Linked DNA regions of Homo sapiens: region 1 is linked to region 2. The links are chromatin contacts, found by Hi-C or POLR2A ChIA-PET in ENCODE. All regions are on one chromosome and are shown on one strand. The core of a region is the stretch at or near the end of the contact, and the rest is flanking DNA. Distances in the headings are between cores, read along the strand shown. Region 1 overlaps LOC124901586 (a long non-coding RNA gene). Region 2 overlaps RPA3 (replication protein A3).

The links. Hi-C counts contacts between places; a loop is a spot of excess contacts on that map. ChIA-PET counts read pairs that join two places held with the same protein, here RNA polymerase II (POLR2A). Pooled maps may share reads with other maps.
Region 1: a map of K562 shows a loop between it and region 2 (4-fold over the local background). The contact joins two enhancer-like sites. A Hi-C loop is called at or near these places in 2 of 168 maps with a recorded cell type or tissue (Calu3 and K562) and 2 of 50 pooled maps. POLR2A ChIA-PET finds 5 or more read pairs at or near these places in 3 of 52 experiments (H1, OCI-LY7 and PC-9).

Annotation. Positions count from the first base shown.
Region 1 is chr7:7,894,121-7,899,323 of GRCh38, reverse strand. The region is part of intron 3 of LOC124901586 (a long non-coding RNA gene); the gene reads left to right. Among named protein-coding and RNA genes, the nearest start is that of GLCCI1-DT, 72 kb to the left of the region's middle. Within about 2 kb of position 3,408, at least 2 of the 41 ENCODE cell types and tissues checked have a DNase peak (open chromatin) inside an H3K27ac peak, as active enhancers do.
Region 2 is chr7:7,678,226-7,683,900 of GRCh38, reverse strand. The region is part of intron 4 of RPA3 (replication protein A3); the gene reads left to right. The region is part of intron 2 of UMAD1 (UBAP1-MVB12-associated (UMA) domain containing 1); the gene reads right to left. Among named protein-coding and RNA genes, the nearest start is that of RPA3, 38 kb to the left of the region's middle. Within about 2 kb of position 2,265, at least 10 of the 41 ENCODE cell types and tissues checked have a DNase peak (open chromatin) inside an H3K27ac peak, as active enhancers do.

The DNA of each region.
Region 1 (5,203 bases), core at 2,159-4,658, 210 kb before region 2:
TCTGCAAGTAGGTGGGAGGACTACTAACCTGGGGCCATTTACTACTCTTTGAGGGACCTGGGTTAATGCAAAATCTCAGATTCAGTTCCTTTTCCTTGCTGTTGACCCCAAGCTCAGTATCCCGGTTGCAATTTACAGTGCTTCTATTGGCATTTCCCCTCAATATAATCACAGTTTCTCTCCCTTGCTTCTTGCTCAGGACATTTATCTGCTCATGGCTCTAAGCTCCAACATTGTCTCAATTTGTTCCTTTTTATTTTTTGGAGGGGAGGAGAGGTTGGACTTACAGATGGTTTTACCCACTTCCAGGAAGTCCAGCAGCAAACCAGAATGTTTTATTTCGGATATAATTGGTTTCGAGTACAGAGTGTCTTGTCTGCCATTGCTGCTGTAAGTGAAAGTGCTATTCTTCATCTGTGAAATTCAAGAAATAAAATAAATGTGCTGACCATTCTGCCTGTTTTCTCAGCACATTATCATTTAAAGGGTCAAGTATCTACAATTATTTTTGTATTTTCAATTTAAAAATAAGTACTGGGGCCCAAATAGGCTAAGTGACTCACTCATTTCATAACAAAGGAAGACTGGAAACCATGTTTTATGTCCAATCCGGTAGTTTTTGCAACAAATCCTTCTAATAATCTTTAGACCTGATTTTAAAAGACATGTTATGTTAAATTCCATCTGTAATATTTTAAGTTATGACAAGGTCTACAATTTTATTTTTAAGTCTATGCATTCCCAAATCTAGATACATATATCCATGTACAATCATATACATACATAAACTCAAGCCTATATATAAACTATTATAATTTAATATATAGATAAGTATGACTATAAAGAAGATACCTTGAAAGCACTAAGGGAAACTACAGAATCCTAACCTTCTCTTTTTCTACGAAGCATAGCCTTTAAGATCAAAATAATTGTACACAACACAGAACATTTGTTTTCAATTATGCACAAGAGCAAATAACTTCTGGTAAAGATTATGAGGACCTGGATTAGCTATACACTATGTCTCAAGTAGTCTTTTAAATAATCTCTGCATTGAATTAACTCATGGGTTAGAATTATAAATTACACAAATACGTCAATGAAAAGGAAAAGTGAGATTTCTTGTGGGCAGTATTCATCAGCAGTTCTCTAGGAAATCTGTCAACATACACAGTCACTAACATAGCACAAAGTTAATATAGTTCAGGGAGAACAAGGGGGAAAACTAGAGGCAATCAGTAAAGCAGTCATTTCAATTTAGAGAATCTTGCTATCAGAGAACCTGAGAGGAAAAGATTACAAACACACCGTTGGATATGCCAGCACTCCATGAAGTTATACATAGCCACTAGTAGCGACCTTGGGTTTTCTTAAATACTATCTGGTAATTTCTATTTTATTAGCTTTGCTTAGATATATTTTATTTTGGTTATTTATTTTAACAGGCAAAAATTATATAAATTTATCATGTACAATATAATGTCCTGAAATACATATATACTGCGAATTGGCTACATGGAGCTAATTAACATATGTATTACCTTACATACTTAACATTTTTTTGTGGTGAGAACACTTAAACTTTACAGCTTAAGTCTAGGAAACGTATTTTTAAAGTAATTGGGTTTATGTCCTAAAGTTAATTTTAGATGTTTTGAGGGTTGAGGGTGGAGACAGATGTTTCTTAAAGTTCTTTTCAGGTGACTTGGCCATATACACCCCTTCTTAAAATTCTCCAAGAATGTTTCAGTGTCTTTGTTATTTCCATGTTAACATGCAAGGGAAGATAATGTAGTTACTTTTTTTTCTCCTTTGATTTTCTCTCCTGTTCAGTTTTCATTCTCCATCCCTTTCAGCTCAGCCTCTACTCGTAAAAAACTTCCAGCATGTAGCTCCACTTCTCAAAAGCAGATATTGTTTTAGTCTAATGTAACATTAGTTTGAATATAGTTGTGCTTAAGCATTTGTGAACCTTTAACAAATCTGTCTTTCGGAGATTATTACAGCATGGTCCACATATGCTACTACTCTTGAAAACCACTAACAGATGAAGCTGTTTAGGAATTTTATGGGCGAGGGTCGAAGTGAGCGTTGAGTGGCAGAACCTGTGTCACCCTGTGAAGTGTGGAAGACACTAAGATATGTCAATCTCGGTGGAGGGTAACATGGAAGAGGGTGGTTTCAACAAGTCAAGCCTGTACAATGGCATTCACAAATCAACTTCTAATTTTCCAATAAATGATTATACACTCAAGATATTGCTCAGGACCTTTGTTTTTTCTAACTTTTAGCTTTTATATGATAATGTGTCACATTATACACAATGAATAATTAAATTACTTATATTACATATACCTGTAAATCTACTATACAATTTAAAAGTGAAATTATTGATATATTTCATAGACCCTAGGTGATCTCTGAAATTTTCAACAAACCCACCCCCTAGGAGACTACTCACTGTTTGTGGGTGTGAATGGATACCTGAACATGTTTGCCCCTCTGCAGGGTCGTAAAATATGCATCATCAACTTAAACACCCTCTGTACTCCACAGTGCCTTGCATTGCTATTATGTTTTAATAACAATGACAGTTTTACTTAATAGGGAAATTGGCCAATTCTGAGTGATTTGACAATAAGAGAAGTTGGTGTTTAATAACACAATAGATTGTTTCTTTTTTTTTTTGAGACAGAGTTTCGCTCTTGTCACCCAGGCTGGAGTGCAGTGGCGCTATCTCGGCTCACTGCAACCTCCGCCTCCCGGGTTCAAGTGATTCTCCTGCCTCAGCCTCCCGAGTAACTGGCAATACAGGTGCACAGCACCATGCCCCGCTAATTTTTTGTATTTTTAGTAGAGATGAGGTTTCACCATGTTGGCCAGGCTGATCTCGAACTCCTGACCTCAGGTGATCCACCCGCTTCGGCCTCGCAAAGTGTTAGGATTACAGGTGTGAGCCACCGCGCCCGGCCTTTTTTTTTTTTTTTTTTTTTCTGAGATGGAGTCTTGTTCTGTCTCCCAGGCTGGAGTGCAGTGGCACAATCTTGGCTCACTGCAACCTCTTCTTCCCAGGTTCAACAGATTTTCCTGCCTCAGCCCCCAGGTAGTTGGGACTACAGGTGCACACCACCATGCCCGGCTGATTTGTGTGTGTGTGTGTGTGTGTGTGTGTGTGTGTGTTTGGAAGAGACAGGGTTTCACCATGTTGGCCAAGCTGGTCTCGAACTCCTGACCTCAGGTGATCTGCTCACCTTGGCCTCCCAAAGTGCTGGGATTATAGGCATGAGCCACCGTGCCTGGCCCACAGTAGATTGTTTCTAATTGCTTGAAAAAATGTCCTTCAGAAAAGTCTCCTGACACAGAGTCACAAGTTAGGGCAGGGAGCGAGGCTTGTTAGACCTGGAGCCCAGTGGGAGGCAGCAGGTGACAGCTGGCATTTTCTCAGGAGAGACAGTTTACTCATTATTTTAGTGTTTGTGCTAGTGAACGCCTTCAAAGTGAAAGTTAATTTCCCTTTTGGATTACTTAGGATATTATTTTTAATGCTGAGGTTTTCCACATCCTTGGACAGATTTTTTTCCCAGAATGAGCATTTTTTTTTTTTAGTTATGTGGTTATTTCCAACAACACGTAAAAAATCAATCTGGGGGAGATTTTGTCATTTCCCATGATTTCCTTGTAGACATTCTTAATGACAGTCTTTGAAGAAAGAAAAACACAAAAGCATTTAGTGTTATGGATTAAAATGAAAGTTCAGTATTTTACTGGGTGGCGGGGGGTGGGTGGTAAAGAGAGGAGCGAAGCTCTCCTTAAAACATACAAAGGATGAAATTCCACCTACTCTGTCTAAGAATTCCAAACAATTAAAACGCGAAGTTTGAATAAGAATAAGCTTCAGGATATTAAGACCATTCTGGACCTGTCTAAAGTCATGCCTGTTTATTTTGCATCTGTCATCTCAAATATGGTCTGTTAGAGAATCGCAGGGACAAAAGCCCTTTCTTAATCTATCCAGCTGCCTCCCACCCCTGCCAGAGCATCTCTGGGCTGTGCCTAGGGTAAGAGAGGCAAGCCAGAGGAGCATGAAATCAACCACAGTTTCTGCTTCCTTTTCTCACTGCTCCCCCCAACTCCAGCTCCAATGCCATCAAGACCTCCAATTCTGACTGGCTGGAGCTGCTTCTAATGCCTGTCCATGTCCCTCTCTGCCAGCTATGCACACGGGGCAGCCTCTAGAGAGGAGCACGGTACAAACCAAGAAACACTCAATGTCAACTTCCTCAGAACTAAACTTTTAGGTAACTTTCCAAGCAGGCAACATTTTGGGGAATTTTGCTGTCACTTCCTTTGGAAGGGCTTCCTAGGATAGGTTTTAATGTGCTTACAAGAAGCTGTGTTTAAGAGAGTATGAAGTTATTAGATTACTCCAGTAGATAAAATGTACTATAAGCATGACAATACGCTGTGAAAAAAATCTCATATTTCTACTTTAATACTATGTAATGTTATGACAGAGTGAGTTCTTTGAACTAGTTGAATCTTGAATTATAAGGCAGACTGAATTCAGAGCAGATACAGAAGATGTAGGGATTTTAAAAGTGGCAGGGAATTTCCTCTTTGATTAGGTTTAGTGGTATCACCTTTTTTAGACTTTCTGTATGTTTCAAGTTAGATGAGAGAATAACAACTTTAGGAAAGCAAATATATCTTTAGTCTTGGAATGGCAAATAGGCTTCTTTCCCCTTTTGAATTGAAAACCAGTGGGCAAAGATCATTGTTATTAGAGAGAAATGAAAGGCTTACTAGAAATGTACCCACAGAGCTTCAATTGGACAAGCCCTAGAAAGTTCTATATACAAGTTAGGATCTACTTAAGCCCAGGGAAATATTGGGTTTGGATTACAGTGACTGAGAATGGCTGAATGTTAGTGAGGCATTTAACTACACCTAGACACATGAATGTCTTTAGCTTGAGCTCTATATTGTGTCTTTTAATTACACAGAATGTTCCTTTATGTTTGTATTTATGTGCTTAAATGAAGTTCTATTTTATTGGAGAAAATAATTGTGCTTTGGCTCTGTTGATACATGCCTATAGGAAATCCTAACCAGAACGATCTCACCTAGACCCTAGCATCCACCTCACAGAACCCAAATTGTGTGGTTCTGTCAAATGATATAAGACACGGGACTCAAATAAACA
Region 2 (5,675 bases), core at 1,016-3,515:
CTATAATCCCAGCTGTTTGGGAGGCCAAGGCAGGCGGATCACCTGAGGTCAGGAGTTTGAGACCGGCCTGGCCAACATGGTGAAACCCTGTCTCTATCCAAAATACAAAAATTAGGCAGGTGTGGTGGTGCATGCCTGTAATCCCAGCTACTTGGGAGGCTGAGGCAGGAGAATCACTTGAACCCAGGAGGCGGAGATTGCAGTGAACAGAGACCATGCCACTGCACTCCAGCCTGGGCAACAAGAGCAAAAACTCCGTCTAAAAAAAAGAAAAGGAAAAGAAAACAAATTTCATTTCATAGGATCATGTATGAAGCTTTCTGCTCTTTTTCTATTTAATGATTTAATATATTGAAGGAAATGTAATTACCCAGAAATTCTGTGGTTTTATTTGCTTTTTGTTTATGGCTCAACTAAAAAAGAAACTGTAACTTTATATTTTATGAAGTCTTTTTCAAAGTGTCTCAACACATTATTTGATGACATACAATTATTAGAGAGTGAACTGTAGTGCTTCTCAGCCTTGCATGAACTCTAGAATCATCTGGAGAACTCTGGGGGGAAAAAATCAATTCCTGGGCCTAATCCCAGGACCTTTTAATCAGAATCTAGGAATGGGTCCCAGCACCAGTATTTTTTTCTAAGTATCCCCTAATGCACAGAAGGGTTAGAATCACAGAGAGATAGATCCCTAATTTACGTTTGAGTCAACTAAATCCACTGAGTCCCCGAAAAAAATGAATGACTTTCCCACAATTAACTGTGCCAAACAGAAGGCTCAGTTCTGCCTCTGAGTACAGTTGGCACCTCTCCTCTTCCTTCATGCAATTGCCTTTCACTGTACATTCAAGGAGTTAAGGAAGGGTGGTGTACCCCACACGGGGATGGCCTAACCTAACTTTTTCACCTCCGAAAAACTGAAACTGAAACGCTGCTAGATTAACAGGTAAACCAGAATCAGGTAACAGTGACTGAAAATACTGTTAATTCTATCCATTAGACACACAACTCCACATTTCTTAATAGAAAAACAAGCATCTACATCATGAAGTTAGTTGAAAAATCCTGGCATACTTGCTTTGCAATTTAAAGGTCAAAAGTAAAAACACAAAAACTGCTAAGTAAATTAAATGTAAATCGAGTTTTTCTGGATATCCCGATACGTGGGTAAGGAGACAGCGATAGGGTAAGTTACTTTTTAATCCATAAACACTCTAATTTTTTAAAGATCTGGTATACATTTTTTGTAAGAACAGGCAATAAAAATAGGAAGCACATGTTGAAAACCTGTTTAGTTTTTGTCACTGTTTTAATTAAAGCCTTCAACCCTAGACAGAATCAAAGTGACTTACTGTCCCTCATTCCTTAGAATGTAAATTTTTATGTATACAGCTAAATTTCCACTTTTAAATAAAGGAAACAACACAGCGATGAAGAGACTACCTTTAAAAGTTCCATATAAAAATATGATAGTTTAAATGAAGTATGTATATGTGGTTTGGTTCCCAGAATGAGGAATTCCATAGGAGATAATCTTAAAAATAACTCACTTATTTTCAATATCTGACTGATCATTGAGACTGGAAAACAGAAGGTGAGACTAAATTACATATTTCAATGTGTTTTAAGTATTTTAAAAGGTGAAATCCAAGCTGCTGTGAATTATTAAATTCTGGTTCTAAATTCAGCAAGTGTTACAAAATAATTAGCTTAATGGAAACTAGAAGTTCTTATGCCCTACTTGAAGAAGCACCTGCATATTCTGAAAACCATGATGCATTTCCCTTGTACTGTAACCCAATTCCTTTAATCTCTACAATAGTGTTTGCCCAATTTCATTCTGCCTGCTTCAAAGTTATATTCAATATTTGGTCAACAATATTAGTGAACCAACAACAATATCTAAATTGTTCCTTTTCATTTATATCCTATTACTTTTTGTTGTTATTTTTCCTTCTTTTTGCTATAACATAATAAGCTAATTCATGCTTTTGTCTTAGTTTTGGAAGGAATTATATCCTAACATTTACGCAATATCCCTTTTCCTAACTTAAAATAACTATGAGCTTGCCACTACACTAGTAAATTTGTAATCAACTTAAAGATAATGTCTTAAAAGTACAATTAAACATGTCATAACAGGAGAAAACCCTGGTAATTACGAATAGTGCCATGCTTGCTGGATTTTTAAATAGTAGTATAAGGCTATGAAAAATCGCCACCCAGTGATGCAAATGAAAACTGCAATTTGTTTTTGTGTAAAATGAGTACCCTGGAGGATTACTTCAACTTCATTACTGAATGAAGGAATAGCTATTACCTTCTTACGTGAATAGGAACTGGTTACAAGGGAAAGGATGTTTTTCTACAAGAACTTTTTTCCCTTATTCTTATTCGGCACCACTAGACATTTTACAGAGGCTAAAAGCTTTCGAAATCTTAATGCGGAGAAAGGTTTTCTGTCCAAATGTGAGCTAACTGTATATGAACAGCCCAGATATTCCTATTACCAAAACAAGTGTCTAGACTCTGCCCAGACCTGAATTTCAAGTCATGATGTGTTGATTCCATCAACTCTGCAATGCCATCTAATAATTGTGACCTAAAACCTATTTGTGTTAAGCAGAAATGCTTGCCTAGGGGAAAAGGTATTCTCAAGTGGAAAAAAATAGATAATTTATAGCTTAAACAACATAATTTACTCTGACCTTTCTAGAAATGGGTTATAAAGGCCACATAAGGAGATAATCTAACAAATTCTGTGGTGTCCATATTGATAAAAAGTTGTTGCTACAAATATAATCATGTTTATAAGTTTTTACTTAGCTTTATCATTTAGACATCAACAAACACACAAACCAACAAAATATATTTATTTTTCTGTAATGTACGTATTGCACACGATGCCACAAAAAAAGTTATGTGGATATATGCTAACCATGATACATGTGTATGCAACTAAAAAAACTATCAGAACTAATAAATAAATTCAGTAAGGTTACGGCATACAAAATCAACATACAAAAATCAATAGCATTTTTATATGCCAACAGCAAACAATTTGAAAAAGAAACCAAGAAAGTAATCCCATTTATAAAGCTACCAGTAAAATAAAATACTTAGGAATAAATATAACCAAAGTGAAAGATCTCTAAAATAAAAATTATAAAATACTGATGAAAGCAACCAAAGAGAACACACATAAAAAAAAATGGAAAGATATTCCAAATTTATGGATTGGAAGAATCAGTATTGTTAAAATGTCCATACTACCCAAAACAATCTACAGATTCAATGCAATCACTATCAAAATACCAAAGACATTCTTCACAGAAATGGAAAAAATAATCCTAACATTTATATAGAATCACAAAAGACCCAGAGAAGCCAAAACTGTTCTAAGCAAAAACAACAAAATTAGACGAATCACACTACCTGACTTCAAATTATACTAAAAAGCTATAGTAACTAAAATAGCACAGTACCGGCATAAAAACAGACACATGGACGAATGGAACCAAATACAGAACCCAGGAATAAATTCACACATTTACAATGAACTCATTTTCAACAAGGGTGCCAAGGATATACATTGGGAAAAGGAAGTCTTGAATCAGTGGTGCTGGGAAAACTGGATATCTATATGCAGAAGAATAAAACTAGACCCCTATCTCTCGCCACATACAAAAATCAAATCAAAATGGATAAAATACGTAAATCTAAGACCTGAAACTACGAAACTACTAGAAGAAAGCATTGGGCAAATGCTACAGGACAGTAATCTGAACAAAGATTTCTTGAGTAATACCCCACAAGCACAGGCAACCAAAGCAAAAATGGACAAATGGGATTACATCAAGTTAAAAGGCTTCTGCACAACAAAAGAAATGATTAATCAACAGTAAAGAGACAACCCACAGAATGGGAGAAAATATTTGCAAACTACTCATCTGACAATGGATGAACAATCAGTATATATAAGGAACTCAAACAACTCAACAGGAAAAAATAAAATAATCCAATTTTAAAATGGGCAGGCCAGGCATAGCAGCTCACGCCTGTAATCCCAGCACTTTGGGAGGCAGAGGCAGGAAGATGGCTTGAGCCTAAGAGTTCGAAAGTGGCCTGAGTAACATAGTGAGTTATTGCCTCTTAATATGTGTGTGTGTATATATATATATATATATATTTATCTATAAATTAAATATATAAATATATATTTATCTATAAATTAAATATATAAATATATATTTATCTATAAATTAAATATATAAATATATATTTATCTATAAATTAAATATATAAATATATATTTATCTATAAATTAAATATATAAATATATATTTATCTATAAATTAAATATATAAATATATATTTATCTATAAATTAAATATATAAATATATATTTATCTATAAATTAAATATAAATATATATTTATCTATAAATTAAATATATAAATATATATTTATCTATAAATTAAATATATAAATATATATTATCTATAAATTAAATATATAAATATATATTATCTATAAACTAAATATATAAATATATATTATCTATAAACTAAATATATAAATATATATTTATCTATAAACTAAATATATAAATATATATTTATCTATAAACTAAATATATAAATATATATTTATCTATAAACTAAATATATAAATATATATTTATCTATAAACTAAATATATAAATATATATTTATCTATAAACTAAATATATAAATATATATTTATCTATAAACTAAATATATAAATATATATTTATCTATAAACTAAATATATAAATATATGTTTATAAACTAAATATATAAATATATGTTTATAAACTAAATATATAAATATATGTTTATAAACTAAATATATAAATATATGTTTATAAACTAAATATATAAATATATGTTTATAAACTAAATATATAAATATATGTTTATAAACTAAATATATAAATATATGTTTATAAACTAAATATATAAATATATGTTTATAAACTAAATATATAAATATATGTTTATAAACTAAATATATAAATATATGTTTATAAACTAAATATATAAATATATGTTTATAAACTAAATATATAAATATATTTATAAACTAAATATATAAATATATTTATAAACTAAATATATAAATATATATTTATAAACTAAATATATAAATATATATTTATAAACTAAATATATAAATATATATTTATAAACTAAATATATAAATATATATTTATAAACTAAATATATAAATATATATTTATCTATAAATTAAGTATATAAATATATATTTATCTATAAATTAAGTATATAAATATATATTTATCTATAAATTAAGTATATAAATATATATTTATCTATAAATTAAGTATATAAATATATTTATCTATATTAAATATATAAATATATATTATCTATAAATTAAATATATAAATATATATTTATTATATAAAATTAAATATATATTAAATAATATATAAATATATTTTTTTATATATCTGAATAGCTATTTCTCAAGACATACAAAATGACCAATAGGCATATTAAAAAAACGTTCAATATTGTTGATCATCAGAGAAATGCAAATCAAAATCAAAATGAGATATCATCTCAACCCAGTTAAAATGGCTTTAATCCAAAAGATAAGCAATAACAAATGCTGGCAAGGATGTGTAG